2 separate regions of the Mus musculus genome follow, and region 2 is linked to region 1. Evidence: chromatin loops called from intact Hi-C (ENCODE). Cell type or tissue: heart. All regions are shown on one strand. Each heading gives the region's core, and the rest is flanking DNA. Links, peaks and the distances in the headings are about the cores only. Region 1 holds the start of Gm25897 (a small nuclear RNA gene). Region 2 holds the start of Lima1 (LIM domain and actin binding 1).

What was found. Hi-C counts contacts between places; a loop is a spot of excess contacts. Peaks named below come from ENCODE experiments on the same cell type or tissue, not always from the same donor. Only the 100,000 strongest peaks of a DNase experiment are listed, where the experiment ranks them.
Region 2: it touches region 1 in a loop (1.9-fold over the local background); 4 of 42 quality-filtered maps call a loop at or near these places.

What each region holds. Positions count from the first base shown.
Region 1 is chr15:99,795,235-99,807,057 of GRCm38, reverse strand. It overlaps Lima1 (LIM domain and actin binding 1), which reads left to right. Exons shown (of 11, transcript NM_001113545.1): 6 at 487-635; 7 at 4,846-4,947; 8 at 10,259-10,316. Gm25897 (a small nuclear RNA gene) reads left to right here and starts at 3,932; the gene lies at 3,932-4,038. In heart, for the core only: CTCF peaks have their summits at 3,804 and 6,052 (motif pointing right); DNase peaks (open chromatin) are centred at 3,657 and 4,967; H3K4me3 peaks cover 1,083 bases; H3K27ac peaks cover 2,265 bases.
Region 2 is chr15:99,869,511-99,881,333 of GRCm38, reverse strand. Lima1 (LIM domain and actin binding 1) reads left to right here and starts at 5,878. Exons shown (of 11, transcript NM_001113545.1): 1 at 5,878-6,001. It also overlaps the pseudogene Gm18095. In heart, for the core only: no CTCF peak of the experiment used is centred there; DNase peaks (open chromatin) are centred at 5,793 and 6,523; H3K4me3 peaks cover 1,554 bases; H3K27ac peaks cover 1,121 bases.

The sequences.
Region 1 (11,823 bases), core at 1,489-9,488:
AAGTTACCTTATGAAAGATAATTATGGGGGCTGGAGAGAGGGCTCAGTGGTTAAGAGCACCAACTGCTCTTCCAAAGGTCCTGAGTTCAAATCCCAGCAACCACATGGTGGCTCACAACCATCTGTAAGATCCGTGCCCTCTTCTGGTGTGCTTGAAGACAGTAACAGCACACTCATATACATTAAATAAATAAATAAATAAATCTTTAAAAAGAAAGATAATTATATTTCTGATTTTCTTTTTGTGTGTGCTTTTGGTTGTTGGTTTTGTTTCTTGTTTGGTTTTTAAACAGGGTCTCACTCTGTAGCCTAGGTTGGCCTTGAACATGTGACACTCCTGCCTCAGTCTCCCCAGTGCTGGGATTACAGATGAGAGCTACTACACCTTCTACTTCTAATAGAAAAAGCTAGGCATTAGATCGTAGTCACTCGGGACTTAGAATCCCTTTTGTCCTCTAACAAAGGGTGTTATTTCCACACTTCCAGGTCATTTGTCTTCCTCTGCATTCAACTCGGAGAAAAACGAGAGTAAGAGGAATCTGGAGCTGCCACGCCTCTCAGAAACCTCCATAAAGGACCGCATGGCCAAGTACCAGGCTGCAGTGTCCAAGCAGAGCAGCCCAGCCAGCTACACAGTAGGTGTCCTGCACCAATGCACCGTCCTTATTCATTCCTCCAGCCAGCCCACAGAACTTGCAGCTAGGAAATGCCTGGGGGGGGGGGGGGCTGACCTCTGACACACTTCTCATAAGCCCCACCCCTCTGCCATAGCCATTTTCTGGTCTTGATTCTGCTCTGCCAGCTCATGCACATTCGGACCTGGCTCATTTTCCGTGATGTCACCCACTGTGATATCAAGATGAGCCTCTCCTGGCTCATCTGCTGGGCTTTGTCATTGTTGCCGAGGAAGGAACGCTATTTCATTAGCTTTTTGTTTTGGTTTTTTTTCTTTTTCTTTTGGTTTTTTTGAGACAGGGTTTCTCTGTGTAGCCCTGGCTGTCCTGGAACTCACTTTATAGACTAGGCTGGCCTCGAACTCAGAAATCCGCCTGCCTCTGCCTTCCAAGTGCTGGGATTAAAGGTGTGCGCCACCACTGCCCAGCTCATTAGCTTTAATAGGAACATCTATTATGAGCCTTCCTTTTGGTTTTGTGGTGGGTGCTCAGGCCTTTGCATATGCTAGGCCAGCATGCTGCATTGGGCTATATCTTCATCTCACTTCCCTTTTCAAGAGCATCATAGGAAATATGAAAACCAGTAAGTGCATTGAGCATTGATGTGGAGTATTTTTAAGTTTTTCACTGAAATATTGTTCATGTAATATAAAATCACCATTTTATTGGAAGCACGGGCTAGCTAAGGATGCATCTCAGAGGTAGAGCCTTTGCCTAGCTTGCTTGAGGCCCTGGGTCTGATTCCTAGCTCCACAGGGGGGAAAAAAATCCAAGTCCACACTTTGGAGATTTAAAGTATATTCATAAGGTTGTACAACTATCACTGCTTTCTTAAGTCCAGAACCTTTCTGACATCCCCCAAAGCAATTCCTTATCCGTCAGTCACCCACTAATTTGCTTCCTGCCTTCCTGGACCGGCACAGCCTAAGCATTTCATGTGAAGATTCTGTGCGAGCCGGGACTGTGGCTCCGTGGTGCGGCATTGGCCTAGCATGCCTGAGGCTCAGGATTTCATTCCCAACATAAGGGAGTTCTATGTGGTCTACTCAGTCTTTATTCCTTATGATGTCATGCTTTCCTGCAGAGGAAGAACGGTGTGTTAGCAAGAGGGGACTGGGACTGACTGGAAGATGGCATCCTTGATGAGTGGAAAGTTCAGTATTCCACGTCTCCCAACCCCGTAACGCCAAGAATCAAAGCACATATATGTAAACGCTCTTCTACTCGGTCACACCCCGGCCCCCAACCCTGTCATCCTTGTCTGCTGTCTTGGAACTCACTCTTGTAGACCAGGCTGATCTGGAACTGGGAGATCTGCCTGCCTCTGCCTCCAGAGTGGTGGGATTAAAGGTTAAGACATGATTTTACTCTGTGACCCAGTCAGTCTAGTCTCGCCTTAAATACACAGAGCTCTTCTTGCCTCAGCTTCCCTCCCTCCCTCCTTCCCAAGTACTGAAATGACTGAAGCACATCCTTGTCTGTCTTCTTTTTTTTTTTTTTAAGATTTATTTATTCTATATATGTGAATACATTGTGGTTCTCCTAGGACACACCAGAAGAGGGCATCGGATCCTATTACAAATGGTTGTGAGCCACCATGTGGTTGCTGGGAATTAAACTCAACTTCTAGCCCAACTTCTTATTTATTTATTTATTTATTTATTTATCATATAAGTACATTGTAGCTGTCTTCAGACGCACCAGAAGAGGGAGTCAGATCTCACTACAGATGGTTGTGAGCCACCAGGTGGTTGCTGGGATTTGAACTCAGCACCTTCAGAAGAGCAGTCAGTGCTCTTAACCACTGAGCTGTCTCTCCGGCACCCCCTGCCCCCAACTTCTCATTTTTAAAGGATACATATGTTTATTCCTTCTGTGATTTCAGAACATAATATCTATTAATGGCCAAAGGTCTTAACAAAGCCAGAAGAATACTGAGTTTTATTTGTTCCTGGACAGATACAAGTTCATAATGCATATTCCAGAAATTAGAACTTTTCTCCCCACAGTAGTACCGAAGGACTAATTCTCCGAGGATTTTTCTTTCTTTTTCTTTCGTGATTGATTAAAATCACGGCTTCACACCTCCTAGACGAGAACACACCCTCCTCCCTTACTCCGGTTCTTCTCAGTAGCTTTAGTGAGAGACGGTATGTGTGCGCGGATACAGAGAAACCCCATGGTTTCCTGAGTATGAGAAGTGAGTGGAGTTAGGCTTCCCTTAGAACATAGATCCAGAGATGCGGAGCTTTGCTTCCTGCCTCTTACTGGAGGTGTCTGTCTGTGCCTTCCTACTGCAAACAAAAATTCCAGGTGACTCCTCTGGTAGGAGAACCCGTTCAGTGACCTTGGTTTTTTTGTTTGTTTGTTTTGTTTTGTTTTGTTTTGGCATTTTGTACACTGGAAGGAGCAGCAGGCCTGACGGTAGCAAAGCATCCTCCCGATGACCTGGCCGGGGTTTCGTTCATTTTTAAATGGTCTGCTTTATCCCAGGCTGACCTCAAACTGCCTGTGTAGCCAAGCCTGGGTTTTGAACTCCAGATCCTCCTGCCTCCAGCTCCCAGCTCTCAGCTTGTGAGACCACACCTGGTTTTATGGGTGCTGGGGATGGAACCCGGGGCTTTATATATGCCAGGCAAGGCAAGCTCTCTACCAGCTAAGCTATACATCCTTAGCTCCCCCTTAAAATGGAACAAAACCTCAAGGGTGTAGCAGTGTAGATGGATGATCATTTGAAGTCATTTCCCGGGCAGCCATGCTGCAGAGATCTTATCTCTAAATAAGTACTCCCGGGAGGGTTGAGAAATCTTTGGAAATTCTTGTGAAAAGTACGTTTTATCTCATCCTCAAAGAATGTCTCTAATTCCTCACAGGACACAACTGTCCTCAGCAGCAGCTTAGAGGGGAGCTCAGAGTCAGGCAGGCAGGCAGGCAGGCAGGCAGACAGACAGTAAGTTAGTGCAGTCCGGCAGCCTGCAGTCTTTCTAATAGGCACCCTTCCAGAGCAGAGACTGCCCACTCTGGAGTAGCTGACTGTAGCAATCTCACCCCGCCCACTTTGGTTAACCCTGCGGCTTTACATGGCTTCCTTCCTCCTGAGCCTAAAGACTCAGAGAGAGGGTCTGGAAATGTAGCCCAGTCAGTGTAGCCTAGTGCACAGTCTTAATTTTAACCACCAGGGCCACATCAAAGAAACTAAATGCAGTGACGCTCTAGCGCTTGAGAGGTGTAGCCAGGGGGATCAAAAATTCAGAGTTGCGCTAGCTTCAGCAGCACATATACTAAAATTGGAATGATACAGAGAAGATTAGCCTGGCCCCTGCGCAAGGATGACACCAAATTTGCAGAGTTATCCTTGGCTATATAGTAAGTCTGAGGCCAGCACGAACTACGTGAGAGCCTGTCAGAAAGAGAAAAGGGACGTGGGGGCACAGTAGAGGTAGGACAAGTCCATCTTCATCTCCCCCTTGGTTGATTTTATTTTGAATTAGTAAATTAGTTCACATCCTACTCCGAGTTCTCACTGCAGCACAAATACATGGGGTTTGGTTTATTTTTTTAATGTTGAGGTTCTGTTATGAAATACTGGTCAAAGTGTGTTTTTATGAATCTTATGAGAAAAACTTGCTTCCGAAAGCTCCGTAGAAAAAGAGTGTTTATGGTATCACTTGGTGTAATTGCAGTTTTTTATATGTATCCATCATCCCTGTCTTTCTTTCCAGGCCGGGCATTTGTATCTATGGTCAGTATATTTTCTTAATTATTGGCACTTGGCATCCTCTCTCTCTGCTCCAGAATGGTCTTTTCTGGATAACACTCACAGGCTTTTGCACTTTCACAAGCTGTGCTGCTAGAAGAGAGAATCACGAGAATGTGGTGTGTGCTGGGGGCGGCCGGGGGTGGGGGGTCCATCCACGTGGGTGTGTCTGTCTTCTGATGAGCATCCAGTTTGAGACAGGCACAGAGATATTTAACTCCGAGGTATGCGTCCGCACGGCTGCTTTGGTCGTTTCACTGGTCAGCGGGTTTGCTTGTGACGGGGGTTTGATTTGACCCGAGTTCTAGGAAGAAGAATGCGTTCTTTTAACGTGCCACGTCTGTCTGAAGGATGGCTGTGCAGAGACTGGGATGGTAGGCGTTTTGAGTTGACGGGTTATTTTTTATTTTGTAGAATGAGCTGAAAACCAGTGAAAGCAAAACTCATAAATGGGAACAGAAGGAGAATGTGCCCCCAGGTCCCGAGGCCTGCAGCGTCCATCAGGAAGGAAGCAAGGTAGGTCGGCACGCCGGTGTCCAGTCGCCAGGGAGGCATGTGTTCTAAATTAGGTGGTTAAAATTAGAAAGTCTGACTCTAGGCTGCAGCGTCTAGGAATTTGGTGGCAGCTGCCAGGGCAGATTGTCATTTTTGCAGGTCACATAATTTCAGTTAGGAAGCTTTGCAGTTTATAGCTGACCAAGTAATGAGTCTTCACTGGAAAATTGTTTTGCTCAGCAAATGCCCAGAAAGCAAAAAACTAAAGCCGTTTATAAAACCCTGACCAGAGATGTAATTTTTATTTTTGAAAACTTGTTTGAGATTTACTTTATTGAATGTGTATAATGGTTTGCCTGGTTGTGTGTATGTGTACCGTGTGAGTGGCTGGTGCCCTCAGAGTCAGAGGAGGAGTTACAGATGTGGGTCCGCTGCAAGAACAGCAAAGGCTTTAAACCTTCAATCCATCTCTCCAGCCCTGAGATATTATCTTTAAAGCACCCAGGTATACTTCTTAAATATATACTTAAAGCCGGGCGTGGTGGTGCACGCCTTTAATCCCAGCACTCAGGAGGCAGAGGCCGGTGGATTTCTGAGTTCAAGGCCAGCCTGGTCTACAGAGTTCCAGGACAGCAGGACAGCCAGGGCTATACAGAGAAACCCTGTCTCAAAAAACCAAAATATATATATATTTAAAGGGTTGGGTTTGTGGGTTTTTTTGTCTTTTTTTTTTTTTTTAAAGAATTATTTATTTATTTTTAAGTACATTGTAGCTGTCTTCAGACACTCCAGAAGAGGGCATCTGATCACTTTACAAGATGGTTATAAGCCACCACAAGATGGTTGTGAGCCACCGTGGGGTTGCTGGGAATTGAACTCAAGACCTCTGGAAGAACAGCCAGTGTTCCTAACCACTGAGCCATCTCTCCAGCCTGCTTGTTTTGTTTTAAATTTGTTTTCAGATCTTTGTTGCTCAGGCTTATCTTGAACTTGTACATTCCAGCAGTCCTCCTGCCTCAGCCTTTTAAATCACCGAGACTACAAGCTTTTGACATTACTCTTTAAAAAAAAATTTTTTTTTAATTATTTATTTATTGAGTGCTCTATTTGCATATACACCTGCATGCCAGAAGAGGGCATCAGATTCCATTATAGATGGTTGTAAGACCCCCATGTAGTTACTGGGGATTGAACTCAGGACCTCTGGAAGATCAGACAGTAGTACTCTTAACCGTTGAGCTATCTCTCCAGCCCTTGACAACACTCTTATTTGTTTGGTCTTGGCTTTGCTACAGTAGTGATTAACCCAAGGCAGTGCGCACACTAGGCAAGTGTTCTACTACTGAGTTACATCTCCAGGGCTCACTCGAGGCCGTTTAGAATCCTAGGCGGTTTGTTAAGAAGCATAGGAAATGCAAAGCTTAGAAACTAAAGGCCGGGCCAACCAGTCAGCTTCCCAGAGAAGGGCTGTGCAGGCAAAGCTGAGGACCTGAGTCCAATCCCCAGCACTAGCACCATGGAAGGAGAGATTCAACTCCTGCAAGAGAGATCTGACCTCCCAGTGTGTGCTGTAGTATGTCCTCACTCCACACATATAACAATTAATTAACATAATGGGGGCTAAACGAAAGGCTAAGCCAGGTACAGTAGCAAATACCAGTAACCCTAGAAGCAATGAAGGAAGCAAAGACCAGAGAAGCGTGAGTCTGTTTAAAACAGAAAAATAGCGGGGGCTGGAGAGATGGCTCAGAGGGTAAGAGCACTGACTGCTCTTCCAAAGGTCATGAGTTCAAATCCCAGCAACCACATGGTGGCTCACAACCATCCTTAATAAGATCTGATGCCCTCTTCTGGTGTGTCTGAAGACAGCTACAGTGTACTTAGATATAATAATAAAATAAATCTTTAAAAAAAAAAACAGAAAAATAGCACACAAACCTTTATTCTTATTCAGATTCTCCCTCCCTCCCTCCCCTCTTCTCTCTCTCTCTCTCTCTCTCTCTCTCTCTTTCCCTTCCTCCCTCCCCTCCCCCACTTCCTCCCCAAGCCATGTGGCCTTCATGTGCAGGAACACTATCAGGCTAGCCCTCCAGCATGTTAACTATCAAGAATCATTATGGTAGGTTCCCTGCGAGATGGTAGGGCCAAGGAGTTCAGAGCTAGCTAAACTGACTTCTTCAGGAAAATGGTGTCTGAGCCACGCCTTGAGGAATGTGCAGGAATAGGCCAAGGGTGTGGAGAAGTGGCATTTTAAAAGAAGAAGAAGAAGAATAGACACACGCAGGCATAGCTGAGTGCAGAGACCTGGACTGACCTCTTAGGAATGGCTGTTTGATTGATTTGGCATTCGCGTAAATAGTCAGGAATGAGAGACAGGCAGAAGGAAGAGGCCAGGGCAAGATCTGGAAAAGCCTTCTAGGCCGATCAGACATCGGTGGGAAGGCATGGGGACTGTTTCAGCAAATCACAATTAGAGGGACAACTTAGTTGTAGCAGGTAACAACTTTATGTAGACAGCATACTTGGCAACCATAGACTCCTCAAATCAATGTCAGACTGGGCTGGAGAGATGCCTCCATAGCTAAGAGCACTGGCTGTTCTTCAGAGGATCAGGGTTCAATTCCTAGCCCCCACATAGCAGCTCACAACTGTGTGTAACTCCAATTGCAGGGGAGCCAGCACCCTCTTCTGAACATACATAGTGCACATACATACATGCAGGCAAAGCACTCCTACATAGAAAATAAAAGGATCTTATAATAAGATAAACAATAAACTGTATAAGTGGGCTCTTCTTCTTTCTTTCTTTTTTTAAATGTTTTTGAGACAAGTTCTCTCCCTGTAGTCGTGGATGGCTTGGAATTGCTGGGTAGACTAGGCTAGCCTGAAACTTACAGAGATATGTCTGTCTCTGTCTCTTGACTGCTGAGACTAAAGGTGTAGTTCCCCATGCCTGCCTAGTGAAAGCTGTTTCTCAAATATAACCAGCAGATATGTTTGGAATTTTCCTTATAGTCTGTAAATTAAAAAAAAAAAAAAAATCCGCAGCATTGAAATGCCTCCCTGCTTTGTTACCTAAGGGGCGTCTCTGAAGAAATACTTATCTGGAAAATCATGGTCACGTGGTTTTAATTCTGTGTTTTGTGCTTAATTCCTGATTGTCCTCCTGCTGGTTTGATTTGAAATGAGAACTCTAGGCTGAACGGCAAGATCAGAACATTTTAATTACAGCCTAAAGGAGCACGGGGTGCAGTGAATCATAACTGGGAGAGTGGGTGGGGAGGGAAGGGGCAGAGAACAGATACTCTTCCCGCACGACCTGTGAGTCTGCGAACATGACTGTGTCCAAGTCTGTGGGATTTCAGAGCCTTGGTGCGCACCTCGCCACCACGTGCTAAGCAGTGCCTAAGCACAGTTTTAAACTTCGGTCTGCTGCAAAAGGACTCTGGTGCTATAGGAGCTGTTCTTTAAGAAAGCAAAACAGACACACACACACACACACACAAGTGGGAGGGGGCGATATTTATCCTTTGGGAATGGAAGACTGCCTTGGATCATCTGGAACCGCTACGTGGTTGCTGGAAATTGAGCCCAGGTCTTATGAAGGAGCAGCCAGTGCTCGTAACTGCAGAGCCACCTCTGCAGCCCCAAGGAAACTTTCTTGAAATACCATGCTTTGTCAAGCTGCTATTCTTCCTTCAAGGAGATGTCTGAGCATGGTCTCCGATACTCCTGCCTGGAAGTTTCTGAGTTCATGACCTCTGTCTGCCGGTGGGCAGTGATGTCAGCGTTACGTGTACCCCCACAGGTTCAAGGGGACCGGATTCAAGGGGAGAGAATATCCCAGGAAAGGTGTACCTACAGATTCTCAAGAGCTGAGCATCTTGTTTGGTTTTGGTTTTGGGTCACAGGGTCTCATGTAGCACAGGCTGTGTTAGCAAGGATGACCCTGAATTTCTGGCCCCTCCTCTCTCTGTGGTTTCTCAAGTGTTGAGATTACGGGCATGTGCCAACCTGCCAGCAGGAATGGCCTCTTTATAACCAAGCACGGCTTTCAGAGAAAAGTATTTCATGTCATCAAATGAAATGCTGCATGTGAGGCCATCAGTGCGATACTTGGCATATAGTAAACACTCGCTAAACGTCAACTGTGATTTTTCTGATTTATCCTCTGCCAAGGCAGAATTCCTGTAGTGAAAAGAGACTGGGGGTGGGAGGGGGGGAATGCTGGCATTCAGGTGTGGTCGGCCAGCCACCTAGTCTCCATTGTGAATGTATTCAGCTCATTAAAGACCTTGATATATATATACTTAAAAATAAAAGTGATATATATATATATACACTTTTATGTAAAGTTGATGGCTTCTGAGGAAGAGATATATACCTCTACATAGGGTCTGCTTCTTGTTTAAAAAAAAAAAAAACTGGAAGTTTTTTGTTGGTTTTTATTGTTCTTCCCCAACCTGATCCCACACAGACACACACACACCAACCCCGACCCTTCACCAAGGTATGGCAGTGTTTTGGTCTGTTTTCCCATACACACACACACACACACACACACGCACACGCACGGGCGCGCGCGTGTGTATGTCTATACACCATGTTTGTTCCTGACACCTGAAGTGGTCATAAAAGGTTGCTGGATCCCCTGAGACTAGAGTATTGTATTGATGATTGTGAGACACCATGTAGGTGCTGGGAATTAAATCTGAGTCTTTAAAATGAGCCCACTCTCCAAGACTGGCTCTGCTCCCCTCCCCTCCCCTCCCCTCCCCTCCCCTTCCCTCCCCTCCCCTCCCCTCCCCTCTAAGACATGGTATACTGTAGCCCAGGTTATCATCAAACTCACAACATAGCAGGGGGTTATCTTCAACTCCTGATTCCCCTGCCTCCACCTCCCAAGTCTCAACCTTTCCATAAAAAACAGGAAAATAAGAGTAAGAATAACCCCTGGGTTTAAATACTTTCCTTTCCCTTGCCACGGAGTGTACTTGGCGCCATCTGAGGGGGGGTTGTTCTTAATGCCGGGGGGGGGGGGTGTTCTTCCTAAGATATGGCGTGAAAGTTCTTTATGAGGGAGATGATACCGGCTTGGCAGCTGAGTGCTGTCTGCTCTAGTGTTCCTCTGTAATTGAGAGGCACGTTAATATCCTCATAAAAGACATTTTGCTGCCTGTTGTTTAAATGCTCAGCTGTTCTGGGGCCGTTACTTCCCTGCAGGCTGCCAGTGACTAACTGGAGTCAGCAGGATTTTATGGAACTGGCACCGGTTTGCGCTTGTATTTTTAATGCGCTTCTTAATCCTCCTTAATCTTTTTTATTCTTGTAGGTTTCTACAACTGAGAATAGTCTAGTGGCCCTCTCTGTCCCTGCTGAAGATGACACCTGTAAGCATTTGCTCCGAGCTCTGTGGCGGGGTCCTCCTCCCCCTGCTATCGTCTGTAGAGAATGTACCAAACCTAGCAACCAATCTCATCAGGGTCTGGGTGCTAAGGGCTGGTGCTGGAACACCCTTCACACATTCATAGTTTAGGGAGAAGTTAAACACTGTTAGCCAGCAGTGGTGGCACACACCGGTAACCCCAGCATTAGGAAGGGTGAGGCAGGCAGATCTCTGTGAGTTCAAGACCAGCCTGGTCTACAGAGTGAGTTCTACAGAGTGAGTTCCAAGACAGCCAGGCCTACACAGAGAAACCTCATCTTGAAAAGCCAAAAAGAAAAAGAAATTAAATATGGTTAACATGAGAGAAAAAGAATATTTTAATTTTTGAGGTTTTCATTTATTGTGCATGGGTGTTTGCCTGAAATACATTTGTGTACCACAAGCCTGTAGTATCGATCAAGGCCAGAAGATGGCATTAGATCCCTTGGGTCTGGAGGAGTAGCCAGCACTCTTAACTGCTGGGCCATTGCTCCAGCCCTCACTGAAAGAATATTTTTAACAACACTTCTCTCATTGAACTTATCCTGTTTCTGTACCAGACTCTTCCAAGTCCGAAGCTACATAAGCAGATCTTGACGTTTTACTTTGACAGAGGTTGTTCAAGAGAGATGGATTAATTTTGGAAGAACATTTTAAAGGCCTAAGGATTTTTTTCTACTTAAGTGCTAAATTTTCATACTTTTATCCTGTTTTGGAGTATTTTAAGCCTGATTTCTCAAAGATAAAAGGTTTGAGAGATGGCTCGGCGTTAAAGAGTACTGTCTGCTCTTTCAGAGGTCCTGAGTTCAATTCCCCGCAACCACACGGTGGCTCATAACCATCTGTAATGGGATCTGACGCCCTCTTTTTGTGTGTGTATATGAAAACGGATACAGTGTACTCATATATAAATAAAAATAAATACATTTTTAAAAAAAGGTTTGGGGTTGACTTGGCTCTTACCACCTCTGATTTTCTTTTTCTTTTTTTTTTTTTGTTTTTTGTTTTTTTTTTTTTTGTTTTTTTGTTTTTCGAGACAGGTTTTCTCTCTGTAGCCCAGGCTGGCCTAGAACTCACTTTGTAGACCAGGCTGGCCTCAAACTCAGAAATCTGCCTGCCTCTGCCTCCCGAGTGCTGGGATTAAAGGTGTGTGCCACCACGTTCGGCCCGCCCGCCATCTCTGATTTTGACCACGGTTTCACTACACACTGGAGCTCACTGTGTAGGTTGATCTATCCTGCCTCCCAGACCTACGTGGGCCACACGCTTATGATACTGGGACCACTTCTGATTCTAATATTTAGGGACTCCCTCTGAAGCCCTGGCTGTCCTGGAACTCACTCTGTAGATCAGGTTGGCCTCGAACTCAAACTCAAACCTGCCTCTGCCTCCCCAGTGCTGGGACTGGAGATGTGCACCACTGTGGCCAGCATGCTTTTTTTTCTTTTTTTTTTTTCCCTTGATAAAAGAAT
Region 2 (11,823 bases), core at 1,914-9,913, 74 kb before region 1:
TTAAGTGACTGCAAACCAGTTTATGACCATGTTGTTCCAACCAAGTATAGTGGCCTGAGCAGTATACAGTACGCAGTATATAGTATACAGTATAGCAGTATATAGCGGGAGCTGCAGATAGTCCTCAGAGGCTGGCCAGGAACTCCAGTCTTCACTCAGGAAGTTGTAGGTAAGCACAGAGCGCAGCTACATTCCTTTGAACTTGTCTGACACCTCTGGTTGAGCAGCAGTGACCTTAGGAGCTGCTGTAGTCTATTTGCCCTGAAACTCCAATATATATATATTCATTCTTTGGGATTAAAAAAAAATTTTTTTTATGCATGTGAGTACATTGTCACTATCTTCAGACACACCAGAAGAGGATATCAGTCCCATTACAGATGGCTGGGGTCAGATGAACATGTGTGACCCACGTACTAACCTTTAGTCACTAAAAGTACTAACCTTGGGATTAATTCCACTATTGGGAATTGAACTCAGGACCTCTAGAAAAGCAGTCAGTGCCCTTGACAACTGAGCCATCTCTCCAGTCCCTGAAACTCCTTGGCTATAGCCTTTCCGGCAGTGGGCTCCTCTTCCTTCTCAGTCTCTTCAGGATCTCCATGGAAATGGAGAGCAGGCATGGCTTCCCATGGGTGCTCACAGGACATGGGGTCACATGTCTGCTATGTGCAGAACTTCTTGGGTTACAGTTTACCCACTGACCTGGGGCTGTTGTGGGGGACAGCAGTGTGTCCACACAGCATGGAGGAGAGAAGGTAGGCAGGTTGACAACTCTGTGAAGAGCTTGTGGTCAGTCCTAGACCAGCCAGCACCAGAAGCTGTAGCTCCTGCAAGGCTGCTTGGATTAGGTTAGTAAAGGTCCCAGGAGTGAACAGTCAGCAACTGACGTGGGTCCAGCGGTAGCTGGCACTCCTGGAGGAGGCAGTGCTGTCAGCAGCGGGTTTTTCAATGGCAGCAGTGACACTAGCCACCACCGGCAGCTCCTCCCAGGTTACCTTCAGATTTATGACGCAGACCTTACAGCTGTCCCTTCCCACCTGGAAGTCAAGGTTGGTGCCACCTGAGTGGGCTCCGGGCACAAGGAATCTGAGGGGTCTTCCTCCATCTGCCGAGCACCAAGGGCTCCAGACAGGGTATGGAAGTTTCCCTTTCAGTTATGACAGGAATCAAGAACAAGTCTGTATTACCGTCCTGGGGCAGCCAGAAAAGGCTAAGGCCACACCGTGGAAGCAGACAGGTTTGATCCTGTGGCACTTGTGAACGTGGGCAGCCACCTCTATTGTCCCTTTTGCTAGCCGATAAAGGCCTATGATAATGATATGTCAGTATTTCTGTCTAGTTTACACTGACCGAAAAGTTGTGAGTTGACTCTTGTAATATAATATTGAATTCTCATAATCTTTCCAAATATCACATTCTAGGGATGTGGTTCAGTGGTAGAGTGTTTGCCTAGCTTATAGGAGATCCTGATCTCTTGAGTACCAGAGAAACAACAGTAAACTGCACTCACGTTCATCCATGCTTCTTTGGTTTTTGTTTTGTTTTGTTTCTGGCACAGACATAGGCATGTCCACGTGAGCAGGCGTATGGAAATCATACAGCAAGTGTATGGAAATCAGAAGACAACTTTCTGGGCTTGATCCTCCATCACGTGGTTCCAGGGTTCAAACCCAAGGCATCAGACTTGGCAGCTAACGCCTTTTCCACTGAGTCAACTTGCTAGCTACAAACTTGGATTTTGTTTGTTTGTTTGAGACACAGTCTCACCATGAAGCCTCAGTTGGCTTGGCACTCACTTTGTAGACCAGGTTGGCCTCCAATTCAGAGAGCCAGCTGCATCTGTCTCCAGGACGCAGGGGCTGAAGACATATGTCACCACACCTGTCAAAAACAATACAAAACACAGCAGTCCGATGCCGGGCTAACTTTAATTCCAGCACCTGAGAAGCAAAGGCAGCTGGAGCTCCGAGTTCAAGACCAGCCTGGTCTACAGCCAGGGCTACACAGAGAAACCTGTCTTGGAAAACCCAAGCCAACAACAACATGTTTTAATAATACTTTTTCCAATGATGTTTAGTCTATGAATAAGTGTTTGATTATTATATGACTCGGCTAAGAAGATGAGTGCTTCTCCTCCAAGAGAATACAGCTCAGATCTGGGCATTGGCGGGCATCTTCATTTAGCTTACTCAGTAAGATAGAAAGAACATTAGAACTCACGCATTGATCAGTGACAACAGTACTGTACGGAAGCATATGGGAGCTTACCAACAGCAGCCCAGTTTCTTGTGCTTCTTACCGCAGTGGCTGCTCTAGCTGCCCTTCCACTCCGATCCGCTTCATTAACATTGTCTCTCCCATATGCAGCTTGCTTCCACGAGTTAAGCCTGAAGCTGAGGGTGTAGTTCAGCTGGTAGAGTGCTTGCGAACACACACAAAACCCTGACTTTGATCCCCAGGACTGCACAAACCACAACAACGGGCTGGAGCCATACCTATACTCCCAGCCCCTGTGGAAACAGGGAGCTCAGAAGGCCAAAGTCATAGCCGGCTACAGGGGAAGTCACAAGACCTTGTCCGCAAATAAATAAAGCTTTATTGGATCACAGCCATGTCCATCCTCTCTGTGTGGTCTGCGGTCACTTTTGTAGTAAGAGATGAATAACTGTTACAGAGACAATGTGTTAGACAAATCTACAATATTTCCTAGTTGACTACTTTGTTTGGGACACTGCCTCCCTGTGTATCCCAGGCTGATCTGGAACTATGTAGCCCAGGCTGGCTTGGAACTCAGGCCTGCTTCTGCCTCTTGAGTGCTGAGATTACAGGAATTTATCACTACAACCTGTTAGTAGTTGGCTTTTTTATATATATATATAAAAAATTTGGGGCTGGTGAGATGGCTCAGTGGGTAAGAGCACCCGACTGCTCTTCCGAAGGTCAGGAGTTCAAATCCCAGCAACCACATGGTGGCTCACAACCATCCGTAACGAGATCTGACTCCCTCTTCTGGAGTGTCTGAGGACAGCTACAGTGTACTTACAATAAATAAATAAATCTTTAAAAAAAAAAAAAAATTTGCTGGCTATTGGTCTAGGAAATGTTTTAAAAGCAATAAATGAAGTCCTGCACGTGGCGTGTGTGTGTGTGTGCTCACGCACACATGGTGTGTGCATGTGTATACCAGTACAGAAATGCGTTGGCACACACACAGAGGTCACAACATGACTTGTAGCAGTTATTCCTGTGTGTCCACAGAGGCTCCCAAGGATGGCACCCAAGCTTGCACCGCAAGCGCTTTTACCAGCTGAGCATCTTGCTGGCCCAAAATTTGATTCTTAAGAATGGTTTTACTAAAAAACTGACTCATAAAATCCTGATAGTTGGGGGGCTGGAGAGATGGCTCAGTGGTTAAGAGCACTGACTGCTCTTCCAGAGGTCCTGAGTTCAATTCCCAGCAACCACATGGTGGCTCACAACCATCTGTAATGGGATCCGATGCCCTCTTCTGGTGTGTCTGAAGACAGCTATAGTTGTACTCATATACATAAAATAAATAAGTAAATCTTTAAAAGGAAATCCTGATAGTTTATCATTAGCACTTGCAAATACAAGCCCCCTGTGGTGTTCTACCACCTATACTTTCAAAAAGGCCCTTTGGGAGTTAAGTTAGTGGTCTAGTAGGAAAGCGGCTGAAACAAGATTTAGAGCCAAAACCCCAACACAGGCTACACATTTTTTTTTTTTTTAGATTTATTTATTTATTATATGTAAGTACACTGTAGCTGTCTTCAGACACTCCAGAAGAAGAAGTCAGATCTCGTTACGGATGGTTGTGAGCCACCATGTGGTTGCTGGGATTTGAACTCCTGACCTTCGGAAGAGCAGTCGGGTGCTCTTACCCACTGAGCCATCTCACCAGCCCCCAGGCTACACATTTTTGTTGTTGTTGTTGCTGCTGTTGCTGTTGTTGTGGAGAATGGACTCCTAATTGGCTCGGTCCTGTGTTTTCTATTGAGGGGATTCCGTATACAACAGAGTGAGTTTGTTGAAGTCCGGTCCCATATTGGTAACACATCCTCTTTAACATTCTCCTGTCCCAGCTGGTTTTGTGTGTCAACTTGACACAGCTGAAGTTATCACAGAGAAAGGAGCCTCCCTTGAGGAAAGGCCTCCATGAGATCCAGCTATAAGGCATTTTCTCAATCAGTGATCAAGGGTACGAGGGCCCATTGTGGGTGGTGACCAGTTCTCAGGCCTTGGATTATTCATGTTTAATGGTGTTAACACAAAATAAGCAGGCCATTAGCCTAAGGTTATTTTTGTACCAGAAAGTCCTTCTAACTGATTAATTCTGAATCGAGACAGCCATTCACAGATAGCCAACCAGTCAATTGGTTATATAACTAGGGAGCTGCCATGTGACCGTATCAAATAAAGCAAAGCCAATATCATTACTTCCTTGTTCGGCTTATGAAGCTCCTTTCCCAAGCTGTTAGAGAAGTTTGCTGATTTCCCGTTTAAAAAAACAAAAACAAAAACAAAACCCTTTTAATCTTCGAATAAAGTTAATTTGCTTCTTTAGTACATTTATCCAGAAATCAGTCTAGGTTAGATTTTTGAATGATATTCTATCCTTGGTGAATGGCTCAATTCCTTAAAACTTGTTCATCAACAGCTTTTTGTAGGTTTCTTGTTTTGTTCCTTTTGGGTTATTCTCACTCTGTAACACTGGACATCCAGGGACTCAAGGCAACCATCCTACCTCAGTTGCCAGGATAAAGGCCACATGTCCTGTGCCCTTTGCCAGTGACTGCTTTAGGAGTTGAACAAATCTTTCTACCACTGGCCCTTATGATACTAATCAACACTCACATGAAAAGCCTCAGAATTCCTTTCGTTTGGTATGTCACTAGACCTCAGGAAAGGATACTATCAAAAGGCTTCGTGCAGAGAGGAATGGTGGTGGAGCCAAGAATCTGAGGGCTGGATGGCCACATGCTATGTCTCCTCATGATCTATTCAGACCCTCACATTCCTAGTGCAGAAACAGAAACAGGTCTTGCAGACACTGTTGAGAAGTGCAAGCCCACTCTAGGGTGTGTGCTACTACCCTTCTCTTAGAGCCTCTTTTAAAAAAGACTTTTATTTAATCTTATTAGTATGTATATGTGTGTGAGTGTGTGATGTGTGTGCAGTTCCTCACGGACGCCAGAAAATGGTATCAGGTTCCCCAGGTGCTGGAGTTACGGGCAGTTTTGTGAGCCAACAGCTCAAAGATCACTTCAGCTACACTGTGAGTTCCAGGCTAATCTCAGCTACATGTGATGACCCTCCTCTGTCTCAAAAGAAAATGAAGGAAAACCACCCGTTGTTGAAAAAAACAAAAAACCAAAAACCAAACAAACAAAACCCATAGCTCTTGGAGAACTTGGACACCACCTACTCTTATCTAATCCTATCCTTTCCTGAGGAAACTCAGGTCCACTGAGGTGAAGTGATCCAATGTAGTCTGAGCCAGGCCTCTTTGGCAGCTCTTTGCAGCACAGGGCATGGCCTCTCTTAAAATACCTTTCCACAGAACTTACCCCGACAGCACCAGGAACTTCCCTGAAGTTGCACTTAGACCAGATTTCTGGGTGAGTCTCAGATCAAACTGCTGCAATCTCTAGTCAGAGAGAGATAGGGTGAGCCAGAAAGGGGACACGACCAAGTTGGAGGCTGACACAGGAGCCACGCCTCCTGCAACACCACCGCTACTAGGGCGACGCTCCGGTCACGAGTTGAACACGCCGCCGGGAGCGAGCACGTTCGCTCCAAGGCCGCGCGGGAGGCGGGAGACGGGCGCGCCTCCGCGGCAGGGGGCGGGGCTCTGAGCGGGGCCGGGGCGGGGCCGCGGAGCTGAAGGTGCTGCAGCCCAGTTGCGACAGGTGCGCTGGGCAGACAGAGCGCAGGACCGTGGCCGTGCAGCGCCGAGCCCCGACGGCTTTCTAGTCAGGTAAGCGCTTCCTCTCGCCTCGCCCTCCGCAGCCTGCATGCGCGCGGAGACCCTGCTGAGCCCCGCACTCTCCCCGCGTATTTTGAGGCGGTGGGTAGCAGGAGCAGGAGGCTCACCCCTTGGGGTCCACGTTGGAGGAGCCTCCCATGCTCCGCCCTCCCTTCTGGGAAGTCCAAGGGACTGAGACTTCGCTGCCTGGGCCCCTGGTCTCGCACGGGATGGAGGGAAAGTGGCATTTCATCAAAAGTTAAAACACCCTCTTAGGGAGGTAATCCTGCCACTCTTTCCTTCTTCCACGCGGCCGTTCCTTTTCCAATTTTTCTCCCGTCCATTCCTCCAGATGAACTCTGGTTAAGACTTAACATCCTTCCGAACAGTTCCTACTTGCTGTGTCCTTCCCAAATCGCTATGGTGTACTTGAGCTGGGATCCACTGCTCACTCGCATCCGTAGGTGTTAATATTAGGTAACTGTACACCCCTGGCCACACACACTGGAGCTCGAAGTCGTGGGTGCTAGGAGCGAACCATCTGGCACCCGTCCTAGCCTTCTTATTGGTGCTCACAACAATGAGTTTAGCTGATCCTGGTGAGAGATACTGATCTGCTATTGTCTTGCAACTAATTCCAGCTCTCAAAAATCTGCCTAATCCAAATGGTTCTGTTGACTTTGCAAGTTAGCCGAAGACTGTGAGGTTATGTTTTTAAGACGTTGACCTTTGGAGGGCAGATCATCCTTGGCACGGAAGTGGGTGAGTGGGCTACTTTGTATCTACATAGTTACTGGTACAAATACCTAGTCCAGTTAGTCTATGGACGACCAAGTGTGATCATGTTTAGACAGCCTTCAAAAAGCTATAGAGTTAGCAGGAAAGAACAACTCCTCCTCAGTCGTTGTCTTCTCCTCCTCCTCTCCCTCCTTTTTCTTCTTCTCTTCCTCTTTCTGCTTCTTCAGAGAATCCCTGACTAGCCTTGAGCTGGCTATCTAGCTTTGGCTGCCTGAAATATGGCTGCCTCTGCATCTTGAATGTTAGGATTAAAGGTGTGCTCCACTGTCCCTGACCTTCAATATATATATATATATATATATATATATATATATATATATATATATATATATATATATATATATATATATATATATATATATATATATATATTTTAAAAATTACCATTTGTGTGATGTGTGTGCATGAATACCAGCCATCGTGCTATGGTAGGCTTGTGGAGGTCAGAGGGCAGCTTATAGGAGTTGGTTCTCTCTAACTTAGGATTTGAGGATCAAACTCTGGTCCTTAGTCTTGTGCAGCAAAGGTTTTCATCTTCTGAGCCATCTTGCCAGCCCAGAGAAGTTCGTTCGTCCTTTCTTTCTTTCTTTCTTTCTTTCTTTCTTTCTTTCTTTCTTTCTTTTCTTCTTCCTTCCTTTCTTTCTTTCTTCCTTACTTTCTTTCTTTCTTTCTTTCTTTCCTTCTTTTGCTTTTTTACATTTATAGTGTGTGCATGCGCGCGTGTGCGCATGCGCCATGGCATGTGCATTGAATGTAGGTCAGATGAGAACTGTGGGGTCTGTTCTTTTCTTCCAGGATTCTTCCTGGAACCCCTGCGGGTTCCAGGGTTTGAACTCAGTGCATCAGGCTTCATGGCAAGCACCTTTTCCCTGATGAGCCATCTTCCCAGCCTGAAAAAGCTTAGCTCTTTTTAAAGGTCTGCATGCACATATATGTGCATTGGTTCAACAAGGTAACATGGTACTAAATTATGTTAGGAATTCTTGAGGGGACAAAACATTTTTTTTCCCAGTGACTTTTATGCCCATTCTTTTGTGGATTCAAAGTTGCAAAAGCTCCTACCCTTAAAGAGCCTACAGTGAGATAGATGGTTAGGCAACACCACAGATACAACCTATAGTATTGGTGAAATCATTTGCTGTTATTGTTTTGGTATTTCTTCTCTCTCTCTCTCTCTCTCTCTCCCTCCACTCGGCCTCGGAAAACCTCCCAATTTACATGGAGGTATCAACCCCTGGGGCATGTGCATGCTAGGGAAGTACCCCATTGCCGTATACTTACACCACTCCAATTTCTTGCCTTGTCTTTGGTCAGTCAACTCTATAGTCTTTTGAAAATGGGATTAGAGCCTGTTTAATTCTCCAGCAATTCAGTAGGTGGGTGGAGCAGTGGTTCTCACTGCTAATGTGTTAGACTCAGAAGCAGAGTTATCAGGTAGTCCCTGATCTGTAAGTAGAGTCACTGGGCCGAGACAGTACGCCGCCCGTCGTCAATGTGAGCAAAGCAGTGCCATTTTGTAAAAATGACCTCATTGTATAACTTTGTTTGACTTGGTACATTCAGGCTTTGTTCCCGACTCTAGTTAAAGGTGGGGCCAAGTTTCAACCTAATAATTGTAGGAAGAGAAGGCTCAGAAGTGAAAATAACTCTATTAACAGTGGAGACACTGTTGGCTGTGGAGGTGCCCTTCAAATGCCTTGTTTTGAATATATTTGTTTTGACTCTGGGTGTAGCTCAGTGGTGGAGAGTGAGTTTAGCATATGTAAGAGGCTGTGTTTAACGCACTCACAGAGTATAAAGCATGTCCTGTCTTATGCCAATTAGGGGGAACTTCTGAGCCTGGGAGGATTCGTTGAGGCGTTTGATGATCTGGTGATCTGAGACTAGTGGTCACCTTTGAAAACTCTTCTTTTGACCATAGGTGTTTTGTTGAGGTTTTGGGATTATGTCTCATGGAGCTCAGCTTCAGGTTGTTATGTAGCAGAGGCTAGACTTGAAGTCCCACTCCTCTTGTGAGCATCCTCCAGAAGACCACACAATGTAGGTGTGGTCTTCACCACCGTTCCTGACTGCTTAACTGTTTAGCAAGGCCCTAATTAATACACAACGGATCGACATGATTTGGTCACTCTTATAGGATCTGTCTTGCCTTTTTGTTTTCAAAGATTTATTTATTTAGTATATGTAAGTACACTGTAGCTATCTTTTAGACACACCAGAAGAGGGCAGATCTCATCTCGGATGGTTGTGCGCTACCATGTGGTTGCTGGGATTTGAACTCAGGACCTTCAGAAAAGCAGTCAGTGCTCTTAACCGTTGCTCTTAACCGCTGAGCCATCTCTCCGGCCCCGTCTTACCTTTTAAGATAAAGGCTTTGAGTTAATAGTGAGTGTGGTAGCTGTCTTACTGGTGTGAGTGGTTAGGCTTAATGAGCATATTTCTTAGATGTTGCTTGGCCTGTCTCCTTTGTGCCCTGGAAAGTGTTTTCTGGAGAAACACTTTTGTAGAAAGTTTTGTAAAGGCATCAGGTTTATTTTGCATTTATTATGTATTTTGAATATCTACAAATTTTTATTGGGATGTTTTAAATATAATTTTAATTTTTCTGAGGGTTCCACCAATCAACTGTAATCAGGTATAGTTAACTTTAAAATTCTATGCCAAAGGCTTGTCAGATACACACACACACACACACCAAAGACTTGTCAGACACACACATACACACACCACACACGCACACACATACACACCACACACAGGCACACACCTGCGAGCACACACACACACACACATAGAGAGAAATATGGGGTGTGGGAGATCACTAGACATCTTTGCTATAAATGAATACTTTACTACATATTGGGGGGGAGAATGTCCCCTTGTTTTAATTTTAAATTAGATTTATTTTGTGTGTGTATGAATGTGTGTGTTGTATGTGTGTGTGTGTAAGTATGTAGGTGTATGTGAGCTTCTGTGTGTTTGTGTGTGAGTGTGTGTGTATATGTATGTGAGTGTATGTGAGTATGTGTGTGAGTGTGTGTATATGAGTGTATGCGTGTATGTTTGTATGTGTGTATATGTATGTCTGTATGCGTCTGTGAGTGTGTGTGTATGTATGTGTATATGTGTGTATATATGTGAGTGTGTGTGTATATGTATGTGAGTGTATGTGAGTATGTGTGTGAGTGTGTGTATATGAGTGTATGTGTGTATGTTTGTATGTGTGTATATGTATGTCTATATGCATATGTGAGTGTGTGTATGCATGTGTATATGTGTGTATATATGTGAGTGTGCGTGTGTATATGTGTGGGTATGTGTATGTGTGTGTGAGAGAGAGTATGTGTGTATATGTGCGAATGCACACCATGGCATGCCTGTGGCTATCAGAGGACAACTTAGGGAATCATTAGCCCTGTCTTCCACAGTGTGGGTCCTGAGGATTGAGTAGGTTGCCATGCTTGATGCCAGGAACCTTTACCTCCTGCGGCATCAAGCTGCGGCATCAAGCTGGGCTCCAGTTTCCAAGCTTTCTTCATTCCATGTTACCGCAGGATAGGTGACTTTCGTTTCAATGGAAGAGTGCTCATTCTACAGGTAGAAAATGCTTAGCTTTGTCCCTAACCTAATTTATGCAAGAAGAGACTAACTGCCGGGCATGGTGGCGCACACCTTTAATCCCAGCACTCGGGAGGCAGAGGCAGGCGGATTTCTGAGTTCGAGGTCGGCCTGGTCTACAAAGTGAGTTCCAGGACAGCCAGGGCTACACAGAGAAACCCTGTCTTGAAAAACCAAAAAAAAAAAAAAAGAGAGAGACAAACCTCTAGAAGATTGCTGGGGTCTTTAACTGTGCTTTCTATAGGAAGGTAAAACACTCCATTGCAGACTGTGCACAGTAACCTCAAGGTGCGCTAAGTCACTTAACACAGGCTCTTGAGGCTTCTAGTAACAAATTAGTGGCTTTATGTAGTTTCTGCTTTATTATCGAGGTTGAGGTTTTTTGGTAAATGGTACCTTTAGAGGGATCGTCCCAATGTTCTGTTCTGTGGCTGGGTGTAAAAGGTCTGGGAGTCAAAAACATCTTTAGGATTTATTTTTATCTTTGACTATGTGTACACCTGGGGTGGGGCAGTTGCGCATGGGAATACGGGTGCCCAAAGAGGCCAAAAGCATCAGATTTCCCCAGATCTAGATTTATAGGCTGTTTCAGGCTGCCTGATGTGGGTACTGGGAATGGAGCCTGGGGCCTCTGGAAGGAAGAGCTTAAAGGTTCTTAACCACTGAGCATCTCTCCAGACTCAAATTATTTGGTGACTGAATGAAAACTTGTTTTTCATTAAAAGTAGGGGGGGTCTCACCCAACAAGAGTGCAACTACTAGCATGTGCTATGACGTCCTATCACTTTAAAACATTTTGGGGAGCTGTTTTGTTCTCCATACTGGGGTACTCCAGCCGCACGGCATCTGACTCACGTGCACACACAACTTTTTAAAAGGTATGAGTTGTTCATCTGGTGGTATATAAGTAAGATCATGCCACTTACCTGAGTGGCGCACACCTTTAATCCCAGCACTCGAGAGGCAGAGGCAGGCAGATCTCAGTGAGTTCAAGGCCAGCCTGGTCTACAGAGTGAGTTCTAGGCCAGGCCAGGGCTACACAGAGAAACCCTGTCTTGAAAAAACAAAAACAAAGACAAAAAAAAAAAACCAAAACAAAACAAAACCCAAAACACTTATTTTGCAGCCTTTTTGTCTCTTGTAATATGGGACAGGTGACACAACTTCTCCCAAGTTGAAAATCCCACAACCTTGGAAGCATCAATGAGGGCTCAGCTCGGTGGTTCCTGATGGTTACCTCAGCTTCAGGCCTGTATCTTCTAGGTTTAGAACACGGTCAATTCAGAAAGATTATTCCAGAACTTGAGTGAGTAAAGAGAACTCATTTTAAAACATGCAGAGTCGGGGCTGGAGAGTTGGCTCAGCTGTTAAGAGCACTGACTGCTCTTCCAGAGGTCCTGAGTTCAAATCCCAGCAAC